2 separate regions of the Homo sapiens genome follow, and region 2 is linked to region 1. Evidence: chromatin loops called from intact Hi-C (ENCODE). Cell type or tissue: Caco-2. All regions are shown on one strand. Links, peaks and the distances in the headings refer to the core of each region. The heading gives the core; the rest is flanking DNA.

Region 1 (12,183 bases), core at 2,605-10,604:
AGGTGGATCACTTGAGGCCAAGAGCTTGAGACCAGCCTGGCCAACACGGCAAAACCCCATCTCTACTAAAAAAATACAAAAATACAAAAATACAAAAATTAGCTGGGCACGGTGACACATGCCTGTAGTCTCAGCTACTCAGGAGGCTGAGGCATGAGAATCACTTGAACACAGGAGGCAGAGGTTGCAGTGAGCCAAGATCACGCTGCTGCACTCAGTGGCGTGGGCGACTCTGTCTCAGAATAAATAAATAAATAAAAATAAAAATAAATAAAATAAATAGAGGCTGGGCGTGGTGGCTTATGCCTGTAATCCCAGCACTTTGGGGGGCCAAGGAGGGTGGATCACTTGAGGTCAGGAGTTCGAGACCAGCCTGGCCAACATGGTGAAACCCTGTCTCTACAAAAATACAAAAAAATTAGCCGGGTGTGGTGGCGCATGCCTGTAATCCCAGCTACTCTAGAGGCTGAGACAGGAGAATTGCTTGAACCCAGGAGGCGGAGGTTGCAGTGAGCCAAAATCATGCCATTGCACTCTAGTCTGGGCGACAGAGCGAGACTTCATCTCAAAATAATAATAATAATAATAATAATAAAATTGTAAAAAGGGAGGCTTTTAATGTCTCACACTAGTGCAATGCTTTCTGGGGAGTGCAGCAGCCAGGATCTATGTGCCAAGAAGCTTCTTTCTTTTCCTAGTTTAGCAAGAGTTTTCATCATGCATAGGTGTTGAAGTTCATCAAACTCTATTATCTTCTAATCTGTGAATGAGGTGGATTACATAAACAGATTTTCTGAAGAACTACATGGTAAGGACCTATTACTTTTTTGGTGCACTGCTGGATTTGAATAGCTATCTTATTTGGGGGTTTGTGCCTAAATCATTTATAGCTCCAACTGAATATTTGGTGGTCACAGAGGTAGGGCCAATTTGTGGGAAGTAGAGGCCAAGGTTTTGTTTCTGTTTTTTTGAGACAGGGTCTTGCTCTATTGCCCAGGCTGGAGTGCAGTGGCACGATCATAGCTCACTGCAGCCTCAACCTCCTGGACTCAGGCGACCCTCCTGCCTCAGCCTCCCTAGTAGCTTGGACTACAGGCAGGCACATGCCGCACACTGGCTAATTTTTTATTTTTTTGTAGAGACAGGGCTCTCAGTATGTTGCCCAAGCTCATCTCGAACCCCTGGTCTCAAGTGATCCTCCCACCTTGGCCTCCCAAAGTGCTGGGATTACAGGCGTGAGCCACCACACCTGGCTAGGTTTTGATTTTTTCCAGCCAAATTTTCCCCATCCAGAGTACACAGAAGATGGACAAGTTTTCTTGTTGCCTCCATGAGCCAGTGGGCTTTCCTGAGTTGCCTCTTGCACTAAGTCATAGCCCTAACTCAGCAACAGAGGAGCCCAACCTCCTCCCCTGTGCTGACTCAGGGGTAAACCAAGACCAATATTCTCACTCCACCCCGACCTCCACGGTGACCACAGCACCAGCAGCGAAACCCTCTGCTTCCTTAGCTTCTGGTAACTGGGGCACCTAGAGCACATTCCTGCCTTATGAATTCGGTTGTGTCTTTCATTTTATTTATTATTATTACTTTTAGAGACAGGGTCTCACTCTGTTGCCCAGGCTGGAGTGCAGTGGTGTGATCATAGCTCACTGCAGCTTCAAACTCCTAAGTAGGCTCAAGCAATTCTCCCGCCTCAGCCTCCTGAGTAGCTGGGACTACAGGTGTGCACCACCATGCCCAGCTAATTTTGGGGGGTTTTGTAGAGATGGAGTCTTACTATGTTGCCCAGGCTGGTCTCAAACTCCCGTGCTTATGCAATCCTCCCACCTACAGTCCTGGCAGAATTGGACTTCAGCAGAACCGGGGTCCTCCCTTTTGTTGGCCTGTGGGGAAACACTTCTGATGGGCCCCTTTTTGTAAGGTTGCAAGTAGTCACATGAATACTATCAGCCACACTGGCCAGATCAGGGGACAATCCTATGTCCTGGGACTTGAAACGTTCTTGTCCACGTGTGGCGCTTGGTGACTACCATGGCCAGGGACCAGCAGGTCCTGTCTGCCTTCAGCCTAGAGCAGGGCTCTGAGCCGCCTTTTCTTAGGATAGCTTAACGGAACCCACAAGGGCTCAGCCCCTGGACCAGCCAGGCCACTTTTGCCCTTGAGAATCAGGATTTGTTCTGGGAGTTCAGTTAGTAGCATTCACATTGAGCATCCAGGAGACCCAGCCCTGAAACCGAGTCCAGCGGGTTATGCTTTCCCAAGTCAAAGCCTTCTAAAGGGTTTGGTGTGGCCAGGCCAAGGGAGGCAGGGAGAGGGCCTCTGCCCGTGCGCCACCACCTGATGTCGACTTGAACTCAGATGGGAATACTTTTGAAAAAAGTGAGATGGGCCGGGTGCGGTGGCTCACGCCTGTAATCCCAGCACTTTGGGAGGCCGAGGCGGGTGGATCATGAGGCTAGGAGATCGAGACCATCCTGGCTAACATGGTGAAACCCCTGTCTCTACTAAAAATACAAAAAACTTAGCCAGGCATGGTGGTGGGCGCCTGTAGTCCCAGCTACTCGGGAGGCTGAGGCAGGAGAATCGCGTGAACCTGGGAGGTGGAGCTTGCAGTGAGCCGACATCGTGCCACTGCACTCCAGCCTGGGCGACAGAGCGAGACTCCGTCTCAAAAAAAAAAAAAAAAAAAAGAAAGAAAGAAAAAGAAAAAAGTGAGATGCACAAGTGCTCTGAATCACCTTGTGTGGCTCGCTCAGAGAAGCCCCCATTAGCCAGACACAGTGGCTCACGCCTGTAATCCCAATGTTCTGGGAGGCCAAAGCAGGAGGCTCTCTTGAAGCCAAGAGTTTGAGGCCAGCCTGGACAACATCGTGAGACCCCCTCCCAGCCTCATTCTCTACAAAAAATTAAAAAATTAGCTGGGCATGGTGGTGCTCACCTGTAGTCCCAGCTACATGGGAAGCTGAGGTAGGAGGATCACTGGAGCCCAGGAATTTGAGGCTGCAGTGAGCCTGACTCAGCCCCAAGCCCCAGGCTCGCCCTGTCTCTGCAGCTGTGTCAGAAGGCAGGAATAGCAGGTGCAAAGGCCCTGAGGCAGGGAAAAGGCTGGCAGGTAGTGAGCAAAGGTGTGTGTGACATGGGATGAGGTGCAGCCTTACCTGCAGGGCCCAGGAGGGGACTTTTATCACAGTGAACGGAATTACTGAGTTTCAGGGAGGGCGATTTCATGATCTCATTTACATCTTTAAAAGGCTCCTCTGAGAGGCCGGGTGCAGTGGCTCACGCCTGTAATCCCAGCATTTTGGAAAGCCAAGATGGGAGGATTGCTTGAGCCCAGGAGTTTGAGACCACCCTGGCAACATAGTGAGATCCCTACATCTCTACAAAAAAATTTCAAAAATTATCTGGGCTTGGTGATGATTGCCTGTAGTCCCAGCTACTCAGGAGGCTGAAGTGGGAGGATCACTTGAGTCCAGGAATTGGAGGCTGCAGTAAGCCATGATTGCACCACTGCACTCCAGCCTGGGTGACAGAGTGAGACCCTCTTAAAAAAAAAAAAAAGACTGGGCGCGATGGCTTATGCCTATAATCCCAGTACTTTGGGAGGCTGAGATTGGCAGATCACCTGAGGTCAGGAGTTCGAGACCAGCCTGGCCAACATGGTGAAACCCCGTTTCTACTAAAAATACAAAAATTAGCCGTGCGTGGTGGTGCACACCTGTAGTCCCAGCTACTCAGGAGACTGAGGCAGAAGAAGCACTTGAACCTGGGAGGCAGGAGTTGCAGTGATCCAAGCTCGCACCACTGCACTCCAGCCTAGGTGACAGAGTGAGGCCCCGTCAAAAAAAAAATAAAAGAGCCCCCAGTGCTGAAAGAGGCCAGGAAGCCAAACCCTGAGCTGCTGGGGGCCTCAACTCACCCGTGTTGGCCGGGCCTAGACCATTCTGGGGGTGGGAATGAACCCTGCCCTGTACCTCTGCAGCCCCACTCTTCATCTGGCAGCAAGAACCAGTGATCCCTGGCCAGACTGGCATCCCATTAGTGAGTTTACCAGCCTTAGTGAGATGCCATTGCTCTAGGTGCAAGGAGGAGGGAGGGAATCAGAGGCTGTTTTCTGTTCTTCTTTTCTTTTTTCTTTTTTTTGAGACAGGGTCTCAGTCTGTAGCCTGAGCTGGAGTACAGTGGCACGATCTCAGCTTACTGCAACCCCCGCCTCCCAGGTTCAAGCTATTCTCCTGCCTCAGCCTCCTGAGCAGCTGGGATTACAGGCGCCTGCTACCACGTCTGGTTAACTTTTGTATTTTTAGTAGAGAAGTGGGTTTCATCATGTTGGCCGGGCTGGTCTCAAACTCCTGACCTCAAATCATCCGCCCACCTCGGCCTCCCAAAGTGCTGGGATTACAGACACGAACCACCATGCCCAGCCTCCTGGTTGTCTTAAAGAGCTGGCACCTCTTCCTCCCCCATCTCTGGCTCCCTCTTTTGCTATGCGACGCATCAGCTCCCCCTTCACCTTCTGCCACTAGTAAACGCTTCCTGAGGCCTCACCAGAAGCTGAGCAAATGCTGGTGCCAGGCTTGCAGAACTGTGAGCCAAGTAAACCTCACTCAGACTAGAGTGCAGTGGTACGATCATAGCTCACTGCAGCTTCGACCTCCTGGGCTCAAAGGATCCTCCCGCCTCAGCCTCCTGGCTGAGTAGCTGGAACAAACCTCTTTTCTGTATACATTACCCAGCCTCAAGTATTCCTTTATAGCAACACAAAACGAACTAATACAGGTGGGAAGGTAAAGACCTGAATTTGAAAAGTGACCACTTCCACATGTGAAATGACACCCAGCAAAGATTAGGGGTCTCTCCTCCTTCATCTGAGCTGAAAGACCTTACGGTCAGGTTTCGTGAGTGATGGGAGAATCCTCTGAGGGTTCCTGTAAATAAGATTCTCTGTGCCCGGGCATGCTTTAGGAGAGAGGGGCCAATGTTTCATCTGTTTATCAAGGAGGGGTGGGAAGGGAGGGTTGTTGGTTCATGCCACCCTAAATGTTAAGACCATCATCTTTTTTTTTTTTTTGACAGGGTTTTATCTCTGTTGTTCAGTCTGGAGTACAGTGGTGTGATCATGACTCACTGCAGCCTCAAACTCCTGGGCTCAAGCGATCCTCCCACCTCAGCCTCCTGAGGAGCTGGGACTACAGGTGTGCACCACGCCTGGATGATTTTTCTATTTTTTGTAGAGATGGGGTCTCGCTGTGTTGCCCAAGCTGGTCTTGAACTCCTGGCCTCAAGCAATCCTCCCTCCTAGGCTTCCAAAACTGTTCGGATTATAGGCATGGGCCACCGCGCCTGGCCAGGTTAAGGAATTTTGTAACAGTTACATGACGGAGCTGGGATTCTGTCTCCAAAGTCCACATTCTCCACCTCCATGCTCCAGTGTGTTTGGAGAGCCTCAAACAGCTTGTGATCAGTGGAAGAGAAGATGTGAGCAGGCACAAGGAGTGGAAGACATGAGGCTGGAGGGCCATCAGGCTCTTGAAAGCCAGGAGGCTGTGGGATTCAGGATGCTGTGTTTGCACAACCCTAGAGGGCGCCATCATATCATGGTCCTCATAATTTTATATATATTACGGCAGTTTTCCAGCAGATGGCAGTCACGTGCCTTGAGGAAGGGGCGCTTTTTCCTTAATCTGCACAAAGAAACCACAGGGACCAGCGGCGGTGCTATTTGGCTGATATCCAGGTGGGGTGGAAAGTCCAGAAGGGTCTCAAACAGGGAAGGGGAATGTTTAGATTTCTGCTTGCTCTTGGTGGGGAGAGACCGGAGGTTGCTGAGACAGTTCTGATAGGTGGGTGAGATCTAAGGTAAGAAAATGGGCCACTTTGTGGTGGCTCACGCCAGTAATCCCAACCTTTGGGAAGTGGAGGAGGGAGGATCACTTAATCCCGGGAGTTGGAGACCAGCCTGAGCAACACGGAGAAACCCCATCTCTATTACAAACACTAAAAATTAGGCATGGTGGCGTGTGCCTGTGGTCCCAGCTACTCAGGATGGGGAAGTGGGAGGATCACCTGAGGCGGGGAGGTGGAGGTTGCAGTGAACTGTGATCACACCACTGCACTCCAGCCAGGGCAACAGGGTAAGATTCTGTCTCCTGCTCCCCCCACCCAACAAAAAACAAAGCCAGGAGGGGCAGAAAAGAGGAGATGGATTAGAGAGGGCTGTAGAGACAGAAGAATCCACGGGATGTTGGGGATCCCTTGCAACAGGGTCACAAGGAGAGAGTTGAGGCTTTGAGGTTTCTGATTTCAACGGCAGATTGGCTAGACGGAGTAGTGTTTTTCACTGAGCAAGGAGAATTAGAAGTGGTTCTAGGCAAAGCCGGGCGCGGTGGCTCACATCTGTAATCCCAGTACTTTGGGAGGCCGAGGCAGGCGGATCACTTGAGGCCAGGCGTTTGAGACCAGCCTGGCCAACGTGGTGAAACTCTGTCTCTGCTAAAAATACGAAAATTAGCCAGGCGTGGTGGTACACACCTGTAGTCCCAGCTACTCGGGAGGCTGAGGCCAGAGAATCGCTTGAACCCGGGAGGCGGAGGTTGCGGTGAGCCGAGATCACATCACCACACTCCAGCCTGGGCAATAGAGTGAGGGGGAAAAAAAAAAGGAGTGGTTCTAGGGAGTGGGGAGGAGTTGCTTTTGGATGTGTGCAGGGAGGAGAAGGCTGCAGACAGCACACCTAAGAGGGAAGTTGGAGAGGGATTGGACAGAAAGGTATGAATCTCAGCTTGTGACCAATCCATGCAAAATAACAGCACTCTGGCTGGAAATCCCCGGATGGTCCAAACCATCTTGCAGAGCTGTTATGAGAAATGCACTCTCCTTAGGGACCGTGGTGCCCACTGACTAATCAGAAGGAGCAAATACAGTCAGGGAATCTCTTCTGCAGTTAGGAACACGGAGGCTAGGTAAAAGGAGAAAAGGGATCCAGTGTCCCAGAGCTCAGGGCTGGTACCCGGGATCTCCAGTTTCTAGACCAGCCCTGCAGCTCACCCCTGGTCTCGGGGCCCCTCTCAGCTCCCTGGAGCCAGAGCCACTGTCCCAGGGGGTGGGCTGGGTAGGTCTAATCTGGACCCGTTTGGTTTCTGCTAAGAGGCCCCCACCAGCTCTTTCATTGGCAGCCAAAACATGCTCCTTTCCAAGGCAAAAACAAAATAAAATAAAGCATGTTACAAAGTGACTCTCTCTTCTCCGATTCATTTTAATGTGCTTTTCAGCGTTGGTTTATTGTGAGCAGCTCTGTGTGCAGAAAACATGTGCTTGCAATATGCCAGTGACAGTAGGGATTCCAGGGGGCCTCCTGGCCGCCCCAAACAACCGGGACAGTCAGGAAGTTAAAGGCATGTCTTTGATGATCAGGTAATTGGTGACTCTCAAATATTTGTCCCAAAGGCTCTGAATGGGTGTGATTTCACCCAGAGTCCATTCCCTCCACTGACCCCATTCGGGCAGAGGGAAAGGACAGAAGGAGAATTCAAGGGCTGTGGTGTGAGGATGGGTTCTAGCTTAGAGTGTGGCTTCTCCTGTCCTAGGGTCCTCGAAGGTGTAACGAGCTGGGAGGGACCAGGAGACTCAGGGTCTAGTCTGTAATACCACTGTGTCATCTTAGGCAAGTGTCTGTCCATCTCTGGGCTGTTGGGCCTCAGTTTCCCCGTCTTATAAGAGAAGGCAGCTGTGATGGTTAATACTGAGTGTCAACTTGATTGGATTGAAGGATGCAAAGTATTGATCCTGGGTGTGTCTGTGAGGGTGTTGCCAAAGGAGATTAACATTTGAGTCAGTGGACTGGGAAAGGCAGACCCCACCCCCCTCAATCTGGGTGGGCACCATCTAATCAGCTGCCGGTGTGGCCAAAACACAAAGCACGCAGAAGAATGTGAAAAGACTAGACTGGCCTAGGCTTCCAGCCTATATCCTTCTCCCATGCTGGATGCTTCCTGCCCTCGAACATCGGACTACCAGTTCTTCAGCTTTGGAACTCGGACTGGCTTCCTTGCTCCTCAGCTTGCAGACGGCCTATTGTGGGACCTCGTGATCCTGTGAGTTAATACTCCTTAACAAACTCCTCTTTCCATCCAAAAAAAAAAGTATACACACATACTCATGTACACACAAAAACAAAGTAAATTCACAGTCATGCACACACATGGAGTGGTCATACTCATGCACACACCTAGGCACACACATGCACCCATGCACACACAGAGTGCCCACACACCCATCACACTCATGCATACACACAACACACTCATACACATTCATGCACACTCACAGTCATGCACACACACAACACACATACACACTTCTGCACAATCACAGAGAGTGCTCACATACACGGGCACACCCACCCAACATGGATCTACACACGTGCACACCCAGACCCACGTGCATTCATCCACACACATAACTTTTTTTTTTCACCCAGGCTGAGTGCAATAGCGCCATCTCTGCTCACTGGTTCAAGCCATCCTCCTCCCTCAGCCTCTGGAATAGCTGGGATTACAGGCGTTCGCCACCATACCCGGCTAATTTTTTGTATTTTTAGTAGAGATGGGGTCTCACCATATTGGTCAGGCTGGTCTGGAACTCCTGACCTCAAGGGATCTGCCCGCCTCAGCCTCCCAAAGTTGGGATTACAGGCGTGAGCCACCGTGCCCAGCCCACACACATAAATGGACACAGACACACACAGGCATACACACACACATACACACACACACACACACAGTCTGGGCAACAACCAAGAGTCCAGGCTCTGGCCTTTCATGGCCGGTGACGGTGGAAAATTCACTGAATCGCTCTGAACTCAGCAGCATCGTGTGGACGACAAGGAAGTAAAAAATTCACATAAATCCTCATAACAATGCCAGCCTCTGGGTGCCCTGGAGAAGGACCAATGAGATGGCGGAGGCAGAGGTGAGATGTTTTCTAAATCACAGGACCCGGGACACATGTCAGTTGTCAACAGCAACTTTGGGGTCACAGCTCAGACAGAAGCCCTGGTGCCTCTGGAGTGGAGAGGAGCGAGGCGGAAGTCCCCGAATCAGGCGAGCATAGACAGGGGAGGAGGTTGGCCCTGGTCCCTAATCCCAACATGAGAGGGGTCAGCATGGGGCAAAGAGGTGGTGCCAGTGGGCCGGGCACCGTGGCTCATGCCTGTAATCCCAGCAGTTTGGGAGGCCGAGGCGAGCAGATCATTTGAGGTCAGGAGTTTGAGAGCAGCCTGGCCAAAATGGTGAAACCCCGTCTCTACTAAAAATACAAAAATTAGTGGGGTGTGGTGGCACGCGCCTGTAATTCCAGCTGCTCAGGAGGCTGAGACAGGAGAGTCGCTTGAACCCAGGAGACAGAGGTTGCAGTGAGCCGAGATTGCACCACTGCACTCCAGCCTGGGTGATGGAGTAAGACTGTGTCCCCAAAGAAAAAAAAAGAGGTGTTGGGGCTCAGCTGGGGTAGTGAGCTCAGGGACACTGGGGAGCTGGGGGACACCTGCAGATGGAGGGCCCTGCTGGGCTCAGGGTCGCCTGCCCACATCCTGAGCTCGCAGCAGAGAGAAAGGGTCAGCTCAGGCGTGACACATGGTCCCCTTCCTGGAAGTTACTGTAAATACTGAACTACTGTGAAACAGGAAGTGGCAGGCCTAGGTTCTAACAAGGGACTCTCCAAGGAGGAGAATGGCCATTGCTCCCTACTCATGTCCCTTGGAGGTGTCACCTCCCTGCTCACAAACCTGACCAGTGCCTGTGACTTCAGGACTGAAACAAAAGTTCCAGCACCTTCCCTTGAGGCAATCTTGTGTGGTTCAGACCCCCTGTCCGCAAGTGCTGGGGCTTTGTGAGCCATGCAGACCCTTAGCTGGGCACAGTGGCTCACGCCTGTAATCCCAGCACTTTGGGAGGCTGAGGCGGGATGATCACCAGAGGCCGGGAGGTCAAGACTAGCCTGGACAACATAGCAAGACCCTGCTTCTAAAAAAATACGAACATTAGCCAGGTGTGGTGATGTACACCTGTAGTCTCAGCTACCTGGGAGGCTGAGGCTGGAGGATCCCTTGAGCCCAGGAATTTGAGGCTGCAATTGAGTGATGATCGCACCACTGAACTCCAGCCTGGGTGACAAGGCAGGGCAGGGTAGGGCGACACTCAGGCCCTGTCCCAGACCTATCAATCCTAATCTGCATTTAAATAGGACCCCCCAGGGTGACTCCTGCACGTGGGACAGTTTGAGAAGTGCTGTTTATATTTCATTTTCCAACCATCATTTCTGAGACATACAAACCAGGAGGTGGTGACCGTCCTGTTGTCACCAGCACCATGCATTGTTAGAGAACAGAGGCGAGAGGGGACCCCACAGACCTTGCCCCAACACCCAGTTCTGGGGCCTGGGAGGAAGGTGCATCACTGATGAGAGAAGAAATCACAACAAAGGCATGTAACAGGAGTAACTGCGTATATGAGGCCCAGGCTCTATTCTTCACAATGGTAGATGAGCTGGAGAAGGTTCTGGGGGCAGCAGGCAGGCTGGGCCCTGGGGAGCCACAGAGGGACTGGGCAGCTCACCCTGAGAAGGAGGAGGCAGCAGATGGGCCCCACCTTGGGACCCAAAGTCACTGGGCGGACACCATGTAGAGCAGCTCCCGCCCCTTAGAGAATGAGCTTTCAGCACAGAGCCAGGCAGCCCCGGGAAGGAGGGAGTGCCCGTTCCTGTAAGTGCCCAAGAAGAGATTGGACAGCCGCTTGGGGAGCATGGCAACAAGAGGGGGGCATGCGTCCCTAGACCCTGTGAGCTGAGACTCCCATGGGCTGAGCCACCCACCCACACTGGGTCAGATGAGGGGGCTCCCAATCCAGCCACCCTCCCAGGCTGCAGTGGAACAGCCCCTTTCCTGGGTCCCCCCTGACAGTGGGGCTCCAGCCCAGCTCCAGCCCAACTCCGGCCCCGGTCCTGTGTTCTCCACAGCACCTGCCAGTCCCTGAGGGGCCTTAGCCTCCAGCTTGGCAGGAGTTTCTGAGTCTGGGACCTGTTAGTATAGAAAGCCCAATCCCTTCTTGGAACCTCAGTTTCCCCATTAGAACAAGAGGGGATTGGGCCAAATGACCTCAAAGGCTTTGGAAGGGGCAATATATTCCGTGTGTATTTTTCTTGAGCATAGCTGGTTTTTGTTGTTGTTGTTGTTTGTTGTTGTTGTTGTTTGAGACTGAGTCTTGCTCTGTCGCCCAGGCTGGAGTGCAGTGGTGCGATCTCGGCTCACTGCAACTTTCGCCTCCCAGATTCAAGTGATTCCCCCGCCTCAGCCTCCTGAGTAGCTGGGATTACAGGCATGTGGCACCATGCTCAGATAATTTTTGTAATTTTAGTAGAGACAAGGTTTCGTCCTGTTGGCCAGGCTGGTCTTCAACTCAGGTGATCTGCCTGCCCCAGCCTCCCAAAGTGCTGGGATTATAGGCGTCAGCCACCGCACCCGGCCTTCAAGCATAGTTTTGAACTAGATTTTTCTAGGGAGCCTGGCTTCCATCTCTGGAAAGACCAGGGAACGCTTCCTGGAGGAGGTGTCTGGTGAATCCGGAAGAAAGGGCGGAAGATTTTGGAGCTGCACACGCAGCCCATGTACATGTACTCACTATGCACACACACAGCCCATGTATACACAGGGCCCATGCATGCACACACACGCACACAAACTCAGCTGTTTGTATACACAACCTGTGTTTGCACACATAGTCCACGCTTGTACACAGCTCATGTACACACACAGCCCATGGCGCACACTCACACACACATACTTTCTATGAGCATGCACCTCCAAGAGTCTGAGCACCCCTTTGGACAAAGCCCTGTGCTGGGCACCATGGGGATGAACCCAGTGGCCATCTTGCTCAAATGGAGTGTGACACAGCGCAAAGGATACAGGCCTGGGGCAGAAACAACAGGCAGAGAGTGACAAGGGCTGAAAAGAGGGGCAGCTCCTGGAGGAACCTGGCTTCCATCTGGACAGACCAGGGAAGGCTTCCTGGAGGCGGTGTCTGGTGAATATGGAAGAAGCAGGGGAAGATATTGGAGCTGAAGAAACTGGCTATCTTCAAGGAGTCTCACCTCTGAGCTCCTCCTGGCCTTGCCCCACCACTG
Region 2 (12,183 bases), core at 1,537-9,536, 65 kb after region 1:
AGTGCCTGCCAACTTACCCTCATCACAGTTGCTCCCGGTGAAGCCAGGGCAGCATCTCCACTCCAGCACCGTCACCGTGCGGTAGGACACTCTGTAGGTGGGTCTGATCAGAGTCCTGTAACTAACACACAGACAGCGTCAGGGGGGCATGAGCTCCCACCCACCCACCTCCAGACCCCACTGCTGCAAAGATGGGCCAGGCTGTTTTGCCCAGCCAGGGCTCCGGGAGGCCCCCATGGCGTGGAAACCACTGCCGGGGTCCGTGTTCACTGGCTGTGCAAATGCCTTTGCAAAAATCATAACGGAGGAAGTTATGACAACGAAAGAGATCAGACCTAACTGACTCCATCTTGCTTCTAACTTTAGGCTGTCCTCCTTCATTCCTGGGAGTAGGCCGAACTAATCTTGGGAAGAAATTTAGTTTATGGTTTGACTCTGAAACAAAATTGATAATATCTCTTTCCCAAAAAGACCCCCTTCTTACCTGGGTACCAGTCTGCCTTTGTAGGACTAATAAATTAGCTACAGGATTAGAAATTATGGTTTACGGGGTCATGCAGCCTATGGCTGCAAGAGTCTGAACCTCCCCAAATTGCTCCTGGAGATAACATCGCCATTATAAAACCTAAGATCAGTGCTTGAGATATTTCGCAGACCCTGTCCTCGATGGATCAGCTGATACCACCCAGACCTGTAATCTGGCTTGAGCAGTGCTATGATCCCATCCAGAAACAGAAGACAGCAAGAAAACCTCACTTCGACCCCCTACGATTCCATCTCCAACCTGACCAGTCACCACTCCCCAACTTCCGAGCCTCTACCCACCAAATTGTCTTTAAAAACTCCATCCTGAATGCTCAGGAGACTGATTTGAGTGATAAAAACCTCCAGTCTCCCATACAGCCGGCTCTGTGTAAATTACTCTTTCTCTCTCTCTCTCTTTTTTTTTTTTTTAGTTGAGACAGAGTCTCACTCTGTTGCCCAGGCTGTAGTGCAGTGGCGCGATCTGGGCTCACTGCAACCTCTGCCTCCCAGGTTCAAGCGATTCTCCTGCCTCAGCCTCCGGAGTAGCTGAGATTATAGGTGTGTGCCACCAGGCCCAGCTAATTTTTGTATTTTTGGTAGAGACAGGGTTTCACCATGTTTGTGAGGCTGCTCTCGAACTCCTGGCCTCAAGTGATCCACCCACCTCAGCCTTCCAAAGTGCTGCGATTACAGGAGCAAGCCATGGCACCCGGCCATCTTTCTCTATTGCAATTCCCCTGTCTTGATAAATCAGCTGTGTCTAAGCAGCAGGCAAGGTGAACCCCTTGGGCAGTGACAGCTGTGTGACCCTGCACAAGTCGCCATCCCTCTCTGTATCAGCTGTGATCTAAACGTGGATGGAACTGGAGGCTGTTATCTTACATGAACCACCCAGGCACAGAAAGACAAATACCATATGTTCTCTAAGAGGGAGGTAAACAATGTGTACACAATGGAGACATGGAAAGGGATGGGTAGGTAATGAATGCAATGTATGTGATAGGGTTTGGATATTTGTCCAAACTCCAGATCTCAGGTTGAAATGTAATTCCCAGCATTAGGTGAAGCCTGGTAGGAGGTGATTAGATCAGGGGACAGACCTCTCATGAATGGTCTAGCACCATCCCCTTGGTGATAAGTGGGTTCTGGCTCTCAGTTCACGTGACATCTGGTTATTTAAAATGGTGTGGCGCCTCCCCCATCACTGTCTTTTTTTTTTTTTTTTTTTTTTTTGAGACGGAGTCTTGCTCTGTCATCAGGCTGGAATTCAGTGGCGCGATCTCGGCTCACTGCAACCTCCGCCTCCCAGATTCAAGCGATTCTCCTGCCTCAGCCTCCCAAGTAGCTGGGATTACAGGCACATGCCACCACTCTCAGCTAATTTTTGTACTTTTAGTAGAGACAGGGTTTCACCTTGTTGGCCAGGATGCTCTTGATCTCCTGACCTCGTGATCCGCCCACCTCGGCCTCCCAAAGCGCTGCGATTACAGACATGGGCCACCGCGCCTGGTGCCCCCTCACTCTCTTTTTTTTTTTTTTTTTTTTTTTGAGACGGAGTCTCGCTCTGTCGCCCAGGCTGGAGTGCAGTGGCGGGATCTCGGCTCACTGCAAGCTCCGCCTCCCGGGTTCACGCCATTCTCCTGCCTCAGCCTCCCAAGCAGCTGGGACTACAGGCGCCCGCCACCACGCCCGGCCAATTTTTTTGTATTTTTAGCAGAGACGGGGTTTCACCGTTTTAGCCGGGATGGTCTCGATCTCCTGACCTCGTGATCCGCCCGCCTCGGCCTCCCAAAGTGCTGGGATTACAGGCGTGAGCCACCGCGCCCGGCCCCCTCACTCTCTTAATCCCAATTTGCCTTCAGCCGTGAATGAAAGTTTCCAGAGACCTCCCCAGAAGCCAAGGAGATGCCGGCACCATGCTTGTAAACCTGCAGAACTGTGAGCCAAATTAAACTTTTCTTTATAAATTACCCAGTCTCCGGTATTTCTTTATAGCAACACAAGAACAGTCTAATACAGTACATTATGTGGGTGATGGATTTCCTAAGAGCCCTGACTTCACCACTGTGCAATATATCGGTTGCACTTGTAACCCATAAATTTAAACAAACAAAAAATAATAGTAAACATAAAGTACCTGGCCAGGCATGGTGGCTCACGCCTGTAATCCCAGCACTTTGGGAGGCCGAGGTGGGTGAATCATCTGAGGTCAGGAGTTCGAGACCAGCCTGGCCAACATGGTGAAACCCTGTCTCTACTAAAAATACAAAAATTAGCCAGGCATGATGGCAGGCACCTGTAGTCCCAGCTACTCAGGAGGCTGAGGCAGAATAGCTTGAACCTGGGAGGTGGAGGTTGCAGTGAGCCGAGATCATGCCACTGCACTCCAGCCTGTGTGAAAGAGTGAGACTCCATCTCAAAAAAAATAAACAAACAAAATAAAATAAAATAAAAAATAAAGTCCCCTCTAGCTCTGCCATTGTACAACTCTCCAAGTGTGGCCACCTGTGAGGGGAAAGTGTCCTGAACACTGAACACTGACCAAGATGATAAAGAAAGAAAAGGGGCCAGGCACGGTGGCTCACGCGTGTAATTCCAGCACTTTGGGAGGCCGAGGTGGGCGGATCACCTGAGGTCGGGAGTTCAAGACCAGCCTGCCCAACATGGAGAAACCCCATCTCTACTAAAAATACAAAAATTAGCTGGGTGTGGTGGCGCATGCCTGCAATCCCAGCTACTCGGGAGGTTGACGCAGGAGAATCATTTGAACCCAGGAGGCGGAGTTGCGGTGAGTGGAGATCACGCCACTGCACTCCAGACTGGGCAACAAGAGTGAAACTCTGTCTCAAAAAAAAAAAAAAAGAAGAAAGGAAGGAAGGAAAGGAAGGAAGAAAGAAATTAGCAGGACCTGCAAAATTTTCAACTATCATCTACTCTGACCTTTTTCCCAATTATAATTTCTTTTGGTTGATTCACCAACAATAAACCCAAAGTGGGTTTATTGAACACCCACTTTGTGCTATATTGCGGTCATAGATTTATAAAACTGTGTCATCATCCTGAGAAGAGCGAGACACTTCAATGAAGAAAACTTGGCATACACGGCCAGGAGTAGGGGTTACACCTGTAGTCCTAGCACTTTGGGAGGCCGAGGCAGGAGGATTGCTTGAAGTCAGAAGTTCGAGACCAGCCTGGGCAATATACCAAGATGCTGTCTCTACAAAAAATAAAAATAAAAAAATTAGCCCGGCATAGTTGTGCACACCTGTAGTCCCAGCTACTTGGGAGGCTGAGGTGGGAGGGTCACTGGAGCCCAGGAGTTTTGAGGCTACAGTGAGCATGATCGAACCACTGCACTTAGCCTGGGCAACAGAGCAAGACCCTGTCTCTGAAAAAAAAAAAAAAAAGAAAAGAAAAAGGAAAAGAAAAAACTTGGAATACAGTAGTGGGACTCTTGCAGGAATTAAAAAAAAAAATTCTTGCAAAATGCTGTGAATCCCATCGTAAAGTTTCACACTCCCACAGTTTCGAAATTTTTCTTACACATAAGTTGGATGCTTTTTTGTCACACTCCAAGAATCGCGAATATAAAATGCATGACCAAATTTCATAAGGGAGACACATTCAGCTTTTATTATTCACTTTACGTGCATTGTCATAACTGCTGCTTGATCAAGTTTGCACAATGTCCCCCTGAAGACAAAACTACATAACTTCACAAAATTTAAATCTGCTGACATCGAGCAACTTAATCGGTGAATGAAACAATCATGAATTAATTGGTAGCAGCAGGCGCGACGTTTGGAGACGCACTGTTGACAGGAAAACACACGAGTGGAGAACTGGATTTCAGAAGTACAGCTCTGAATCTGAAAAATCCTGTTACGCTCATTTCTTTTTTAAAAAAGCAAAAACCTGCACTCGTGTTTCATAAACATTCCAGCAAACCAGTTTCCCCCTGGAGATCTGGGGGTAGCGTGGTTGTGTGCAGCTGGGACAGGAGGTAGGAGATGACCAGGAGAGGTGCCCACAGCTGTGAGCTGGAGAGCAAAGCCCCCAGCTTTTGGGAGCAACTGGGCAATCCAGTGCAGGATGGGGGGTTGGAAAGAGGTGGCAGAGCCTTAGTTCCAAGGTCACCCCTCCTTACAGCAAGTGACTCTGGTATGCGATGATGAGTACAAATACACGATTTTCACAATAAACACACACTCACATACATGCACACACATTCACATACCCATGTGAGGACACACGTGCCCTCACACACTCTCACACCTTCACACGCTTGCACAAACTTACTTGCAAGCTCTCACAAACTAACACATACGCACACCCTCACACAGTCACACACTCATTTGCTCTCTCACACTCGTGTGCACACTCGTGCTTGCACACTCGCACAAACACACTCGTGCACACTTCCACACACGCACTCACACAAACACGTGCTCAGCACCCTCAGACTCACTCATGCACACTCACAGTCACACACTTGTACGCAATTATGTACACACACATGCACCTATTCACACGCTTGGATAAACACACACTCAGCCTCACACTAACACACTAAACACGCTCACATACCTGAGGACTAACCTCTGACCGTTTTCTTCTCTTGCCCAGATTCCTATCTAAGGAGCCTGGGGAGTCACGCCTTTCAAACCACAAAGCCTCATCACACAGGTTCTATTTTAACCCTATATGATGTGGCTGGCTTTCCAACCAGGCTCTAGCATAACATCGCATGGCAGATAAGGAAGGAAATCAAAATATTTCAACCCCAAATATGTTTCTATGCCATATCTTTTGTTCTGTTTTTAGACAGAGTCTGCTGCAGCAGGGGAATTCCTTGAACCCGGGAGGCGGAGGTTGCAGTGAGCCGAGATCGTGCCACTGCACTCCAATCTGGGTGACAGAGCAAGACTCTGTCTCAAAAAAAAAAAAAAAGAAAGACCTAGAAAAACAGAAAGGGCTCACAACCCTCTTGCTGCCGCAGATCTGCCAGCCGAAAGCAGGCCCAGCTTGGACAGAGGAGAGCTTTTGTTTAGATTAAAAATGGCAGTTTTAAAATTAATTCCTGAAATGGTCTTCCGACTACGAGAGACCAGAAAAACTACAGAGTCCACCCAGGGCCCGGGGCAGGCGCAAGGGCCAAGCTGCTGTTGTTTGCACCCTGCTGAGCACAGCTGATGCCAAAAAATCAGGTCCCTCCCTTAACCTCTGCACGATGGGATCAATGGAGCCCTGGGCTCAGGAGTGCAAGCCTGGCATTTGGGCTCTGTCCCTAATTCACTATACAACATTGCACAGGTACCTAAACCTCTCTGAGCCTGTTTCCTGGTCTGTATGATGAGGATACCAGGGAGACCAGGATGCCTGGTGTAAGGCTGTGAGTGCAGGAGGGGTGCATGGATGCTGGGTTTGCAAAATACAGACCTGACCTCATTCCTCCCAACCCACACCCTTCGGCCGTCCCCACTGTCATCAGGAGAGAGTCCGGGCTGCTGAGCCAAATGTGCTGGCCCTCCTCCACCTCACACAGACACCTCTGGCCCTCACCCACCAGGCGGGAGCCCTCCAGATGCACCAGACACTCTCACTTCAATCCACACTTGGAATGATGAAGATGGTCATGAGAACAATAAAAGTAGGTATGATAGGCCGGGCACGGTGGCTCACGCCTGTAATCCCAACACTTTGGGAGGCTGAGGCAGGTGGATCATTTGAGGCCAGGAGTTCGAGACCAGCCTGGCCAACATGGTGAAACCCCATCTCTACTAAAAACACACACACAAAAAATAGCCGGGCATGGTGGTGGGCGCCTGTAATCCCAGCTACTCAGGAGGCTGAGGCACAAGAATCGCTTAAACCTGGGAGACACAGATAGAAGTGAGCTGAGATTGCACCACTGCACTCCAGTCTGGGTGACAGAGGGAGACTCTGTCTTAAAAAATATATAAATATAATAGTAGCTTCAATTGCAGACTCACAGTGTACTGAGTGGTTTACATAAGCTGACTGAGAACAACAGAGGCCATTATTCCCAGTTTACAGACAAGGAAACTGAGGCACAAAGAGGTTAAGCAACTTTGTCAAGGTGGTGGAACTGGGATCTGAACCCAGGCAGAATTGGTTCCAGAGCCCAGTAATACTAATTTGTGTTCGTTCAGTACAGGCAAAGGTTTTCCCTCTCATCTACACACAGGGACTGATCTCGGGCCCCTGATTCAGAAACTGAGCTCATCCCTCTGGAGATGCTCTTTTCTTTTTTCTTTTTCTTTCTTTCTTTTTTTTTTTTTTTGAGACGGAGTCTCTCTCTGTCGCCAGGCTGGAGTGCAGTGGCGCAATCGTGGCTCACTGCAACTTCTGTGTCCCGGGTTCAAGCAATTCTCCTGCCTCAGCCTCCCAAGTAGCTGCAATTACAGGAGTAATTTTGTATTTTTAACCTAATTTTAGCTAATTTTGGTATTTTTTGTAGAGACAGGGTTTCACCATGTCGGCCAGGCTGGCCTCGAACTCCTGACCTCAGGTGATCTGCCTGTCTTGGCCTCCCAAAGTGCTGGGATTACAGGCATGAGCCACCGCTCCTGGCCACAGTCTTTCTTGGCCCCTCATTCTGAATTCCATGGGCTTGGCCCATGCCACTCTGGAACCTGATGGCTGCCAAGTCCAGGCGTGGGGCACACCAGTAGGTGGCACTGTGTCACCATCCCAACCGGCCAAGACTCAGCTTGGTAGCCCCCCTGAGTCTCACCTGAATGCCCAAGACAGGTTCCACATTTGTGGCCCATTTCCCCAGTCTTGGAAAAAAACCCGAGGGAGGCTGGCCTCCTGTCCCCATGAAGAATTGCCAGCCCCTGCCGCTAGGGTCCAGTTGGGCAAACTTTCTTTTTTTGTTGTTTTTTTGTTTTGAGACAGAGTCTCGCTCTGTTGCCCCGGCTGGAGTGTAGTGACGCGATCTCAGCTCCCTGCAGCCTTCACCTCCCGGGTTCAAGCGATTCTCCTGCCTCAGCCTCCTGAGTAGCTGGGATTACAGGCGCACACCACCACACCTGGCTAATTTTTGTATTTTCAGTAGAAATGGGGTTTCACCATGTTGGCCAGGTTGGTCTTGAACTCCTGACCTCAGGTGATCTGCCCACTTTGACCTCCCAAAGTGCTGGGATTACAGGCGTGAGCCACTGCCCCTGGCCTAGGCAAACTTTCTAAAATGCAGATCCAGTTTAGGGACTGCCCTCCCTCAAAAACAGGGTGTACATATTTTATTTAACCTCTGTCAGCCTTAAGGCCGCACTCAGTTGAGGACACCAGGCTCCAAGAGGGAACTCATCTTCCTCAAGGCTCCCTGCAGAGTCCCCAGCCACATGGTAGTGTCAACTTTGCTGCTTGGTGGGAACATTAAGGGCCAATAACAAGGTCCCGGCCAGGTGCCACACAGCTCTGGAGCGGGGTGTTGTCCCTCCTACCCCTAAGACTTTAACAACTCTTAGATTTTGGAGGCAAAAACAAGATTGGCCTCTGATGCCTGGATTCTCCCCAAGGTGGAGCAGCCCCATCCATCCATGACTTCCAGTGGTCACCAAGTCCACTCTATGGCCCACGGGCTCTGCCTGCTTTGATCTGGTGTCCTCCCTGGCCTCGCAGGTGACTTTGTTTTCCAGCCACACTGGTCTTCTCACAAATCTCCAGCACACCAGTTTCCTTACCTCTTTTTTTTTTTTTTCAGACGGAGTCTCACCCTGTCGCCCAGGCTGGAGTGCAGTGGCACAATCTCGGCTCACTGCAACCTCCGCCTCCTGGGTTCAAGTGATTCTCCTGCCTGAGCCTCTCGAGTAGCTGGGATTACAGGTGCGCACCACCACTCCTGGCTAATTTTTGTATTTTTAGTAGAGACGGGGTTTCACCCTATTGCCCTCTGAGGGGCTGGTCTTTCTTGTCTCTCTCTCTTTCTGTCTCTCTCTAGGTCACCTCCTCCAGGAAGCCTTTCTAAGGTCTCCCACCACATCTGCCCAGCACCCAGGAGGTACATATCACTATCAATCGACTGACTAGGGATCTGGCTCTCCTGGGTCTGTTGGCACCCCTTCAGGATGCAGAGCTGAGGCTTTTCCTGGGTATTACATTCAGCCTGGTGTGGGTCCAAACAAACCCCAAGGTGGGGTGGTCCTCCTAGAGTCTGTCTGCCAAAACCACCAGACTCCAGGAATGAGCTGAAGGTGGGCGAGCCCCTCACTGGTCCCTGGAAAATGTTCTACATGCCCATTTTAAGGATGGCAAAATCAGCTCAGGAAAGAAAGGGGGCTGGGCGCTGTGGCTCACGCCTGTAATCCCAGCAATTTGGGAGGCCCAGACGGGTGGATCGTCTTGGAGTTCGAGACCAGCCTGACAAACATGGTGAAACCCCATCTCTACTAAAAATCTCTACTAAAAATACAAAAATTAGCCAGGCGTGGTTGTGCACGCCTGTGATCCCAGCTACTTGGGAGGCTGAGGCAGGAGAATTGCTTGAACCCGAGAGGCGGAAGTTACAGTGAGCTGAGATCACACCACTGCACTCCAGCCTGGACCGCAAGATTGAGACTGTCTAAAAAAAATACAAAAAGAAAAGAAAGGGGAACTTAAGGGGGCTGTAGCCACTGAATGCCTGCGTACTCGGCCCACTCACACCTGAGAGTATTACTGTCCCATTTTATGGATGAAAACACTGAGTCCACCAGAGACTGTGCGGCAGGTAGGTGCAGAGCTGGACTTGGTCCACACCAACAGAAAGTGGAGGAGCCAGCCCTGAACCTTCACCCCACCCTTGACTGCATATACCCCATCTTTCCACATATACCCCATCTGCCTCCCTCCCTCTCTGGTTCTCCCAAGTGATGCTTTTTTGTTGTTTGTTTTTACTGTTGTTTATTTTTTTTTGAGACGGAGTCTCGCTCTGTTGCCCAGGCTGGAGTGCAATGGCACAATCTCGGCTCACTGCAGCCTCCACCTTCCAGGTTTAAGTGATTCTCCTGCCTCAGTCTCCCGAGTAGCTAGGATTACAGGCATGCACCACCACGCCTGGCTAATTTTGTATTTTTAGTAGATATGCGGTTTCTCCATGTTGGTTAGCCTGGTCTCCAACTCCCGACCTCAGGTGATCCGCCCGCCTCGGCTTCCCAGACTGTTAGGATTACAGGCATGAGCCACCTCGCCCAGCTCCAAGTGACGTTTTTAAAGCAGAAATGTCCTTGAACCTCTCCTAGCTTTTCTTCAATCTCAGGACAAGGCCAGGCACAGTGGCTCATGCCTGTAATCCCAACACTTCGGGAGGCCAAGGCAGGAGGATCACCTGAAGCCAGGAGTTCAAGACCAACCTGAGCAACATAGCAAGACCCCCATTTCTACCAAAAATTTAAAAATTAGCCAGGCATAGTGGTGCATGCCTGTAGTCCCCACGTACTTGGGAGGCTGAGGTGGGAAGATTGCTTGAGTCCAGGAGTTTTAGACCAACCTGAGAAACATAGCCAGACCCCGTCTCTTAAAAAAAAAAAAAAAATTAGTGGGGTGTAGTGGCACGTGCCTGTAGTTTCAGCTATTTGGGAGGCTAAGGCAGGAGGATCACTTGAGTCCAGGAGTTTGAGCTTGCAGCGAGCTGTGAATGTACCACTGCACTCCAGCCTGGGCAACAGAGTGAGGCCCTGTCTCTTAAAAGAAAAAAAATCTTAGGACAATACCCAAATCCTAAGCCTAACCTTGTGGACTTCTGCCATCTGGCTACTGTATACCTTGGCCATCCCTCCTCCTCTCCTTGGCCACCAGCTCCTCCCCGCCCCCATTCAGAACTCCGCCCGATTCAGAATTCCACCAGCATTCAGAACTCCGCCCCCATTCGGAACTCCGCCCCCCATTCGGAACTCCGCCCCCATTCAGGACTCCACTGGCCCTGTGTGCATGTGCTCTGTCTCTGCCCAAGTCATGCAGCCTCCCAGAGCTCAGTGAAAGTGCTGCCTCCTCTTAGAAGCCCACCCTGACTAGCCCACACTCGGTCCCTTCCACCCTACAGCAAGCTGGGCCTCTTCAATCTACACCCTCAAAGTACCCAGACTTCTCTTCTAAGCACTTATGATTGTACACCCATGTATGTAATTATTTGTCTGACATCCTTCTCCACGGAGCCACTGGCTACACCGCCTGCCTAGCTTAGAGCGAGGCACATCGTCTGCACCCAGTGAAGACTGGTGGAAAGAACGAAGCATTCAACGAACAGGGTGCCTGGATGCAGTCTCAGTCTGGGAGTGGCTCAAGCCTGTAATCCCAGCACTTTGGGAGGTCAAGGCGGGCGGATCACCTGAGGTCAGGAATTCGAGACCAGCCTGGCCAACATGGTGAAACCGTCACAACTGAAAATACAAAAATTAGCCAGGCATGGTTGTGCACACCTGGAATCCCAGCTACTCAGGGGGCTGAGGCAGGAGAATTGCTTGAAATCAGGAGGTGGAGGTTGCAGTGAGCAGAGATTGTGCCACTGCACTCCAGCCTGGGGGACAGAGTGAGACTCTGTCTCAAAAAAAAAAAAAATGAAATGCTGGTGGGGAGGGCTCCCCGGAGAAATGAGGTCCCCATCACTGGAGGTGAGTAAGCAGAGGTCTTGGCTCTCTGGTCTCCAAAGTGGATGTGGCCCAAAGCGTCACGAAGTCCTGCCTCGGGTGCGGGGGGACATTGCACCATCCAGGGATCGCCTGCTCAGAATGACTCTGCCAGCCCAGAACCTTGCCTGGGGGAGCCAGATGCCCCTCCCTCACTGGGCACGTACCCCTTCTCAGCCTCCATGCCTGCCCGCCCCCGACTCCTCCCCTGGCCTCCACTTCCTCACTAGGAACCCCCACGAGGGGAGAAACAGACTGGGAGGTTCCGAGTCAGGCTGGAGACTCAACAGGAAACGAGAGTGGAGGTTTCAGAGCGGGAGGCAGGGGATTATTAATCTCTTGATTAATAGCTGCAGGCCAGCGGGGAGGGGAAAGGGGCTTCCCACTGCATTTCTGAGGCCTCCAGCCTCCCCAGAATCCAAGCTAGACGTTCCCGAGAGCCAGACGGAATGGACAGTGGGCCCAGTGGGCAGGGTCTTCTGCCAAACCTCACCTCACCCTCTGGCCCAGGGTCACAGTCCACCTGGGGGCGGTGCGGGGTGGTGCAGTGGATGCAGCCCAGACAGGCCCCCACTGCTTGGGGTGGGCAGCCATGGTGAGCTTCTCAACCCAAACAGTCCCGCTAAGGAGGAGAGGCAGGGAAGAAAGAGCATGTTTTAAGAAAGCACTTCAATCCAGGACTTTGTGTTGCCTTGCGGGCATCCATCCTGAACAGCAGGCGACCCAACCAGAGGGGGGAGGCTGGCGGGCAGGGGGCCGTCTGGCAGAGGGGAATGAAGGAGGCAGATGAAGCCCCGGAGAGTTCCGGCAAATCCCTCTGCTCAGCACATCTGGAAAAGGTTGGCTCTAATGCCATCAAAGGACTCCGAGGGGCCTGGGAGACAGCCAAGGGCAGGGGAAGCCCGGCCGAAGAAAACTTAACCCCCCGAGTCCCTGGGACTTGTCCTTCTAAGTCTATCAGGCCCCAGAGCCCCAGCCCGTCCCAGCCAGCAGCCAACCGAGGGGTTTAGGAGGGGACTAGGGTGGTGTC

Evidence for each region. A loop is a pair of places that touch in the nucleus more often than their neighbours do. Peaks named below come from ENCODE experiments on the same cell type or tissue, not always from the same donor. Only the 100,000 strongest peaks of a DNase experiment are listed, where the experiment ranks them.
Region 2: a loop joins it to region 1, with 4 times the contacts of the local background. A loop is called at or near these places in 5 of 110 quality-filtered maps.

Annotation. Positions count from the first base shown.
Region 1 is chr7:101,501,409-101,513,591 of GRCh38, reverse strand. All of the region lies in intron 3 of COL26A1 (collagen type XXVI alpha 1 chain), which reads right to left. Among named protein-coding and RNA genes, the nearest start is that of LINC01007, 62 kb to the left of the region's middle. RefSeq lists a silencer at 6,013-6,132 and enhancers at 5,545-6,304, 8,623-9,312, 9,313-10,002. In Caco-2, for the core only: CTCF peaks have their summits at 5,428 and 5,627 (motif pointing right); a DNase peak (open chromatin) is centred at 5,641.
Region 2 is chr7:101,435,622-101,447,804 of GRCh38, reverse strand. It overlaps COL26A1 (collagen type XXVI alpha 1 chain), which reads right to left. Exons shown (of 13, transcript NM_001278563.3): 3 at 18-121. Among named protein-coding and RNA genes, the nearest start is that of COL26A1, 79 kb to the right of the region's middle. RefSeq lists enhancers at 8,340-9,299, 10,174-10,815, 10,816-11,459. In Caco-2, for the core only: a CTCF peak has its summit at 7,225 (motif pointing right); DNase peaks (open chromatin) are centred at 5,154 and 7,224.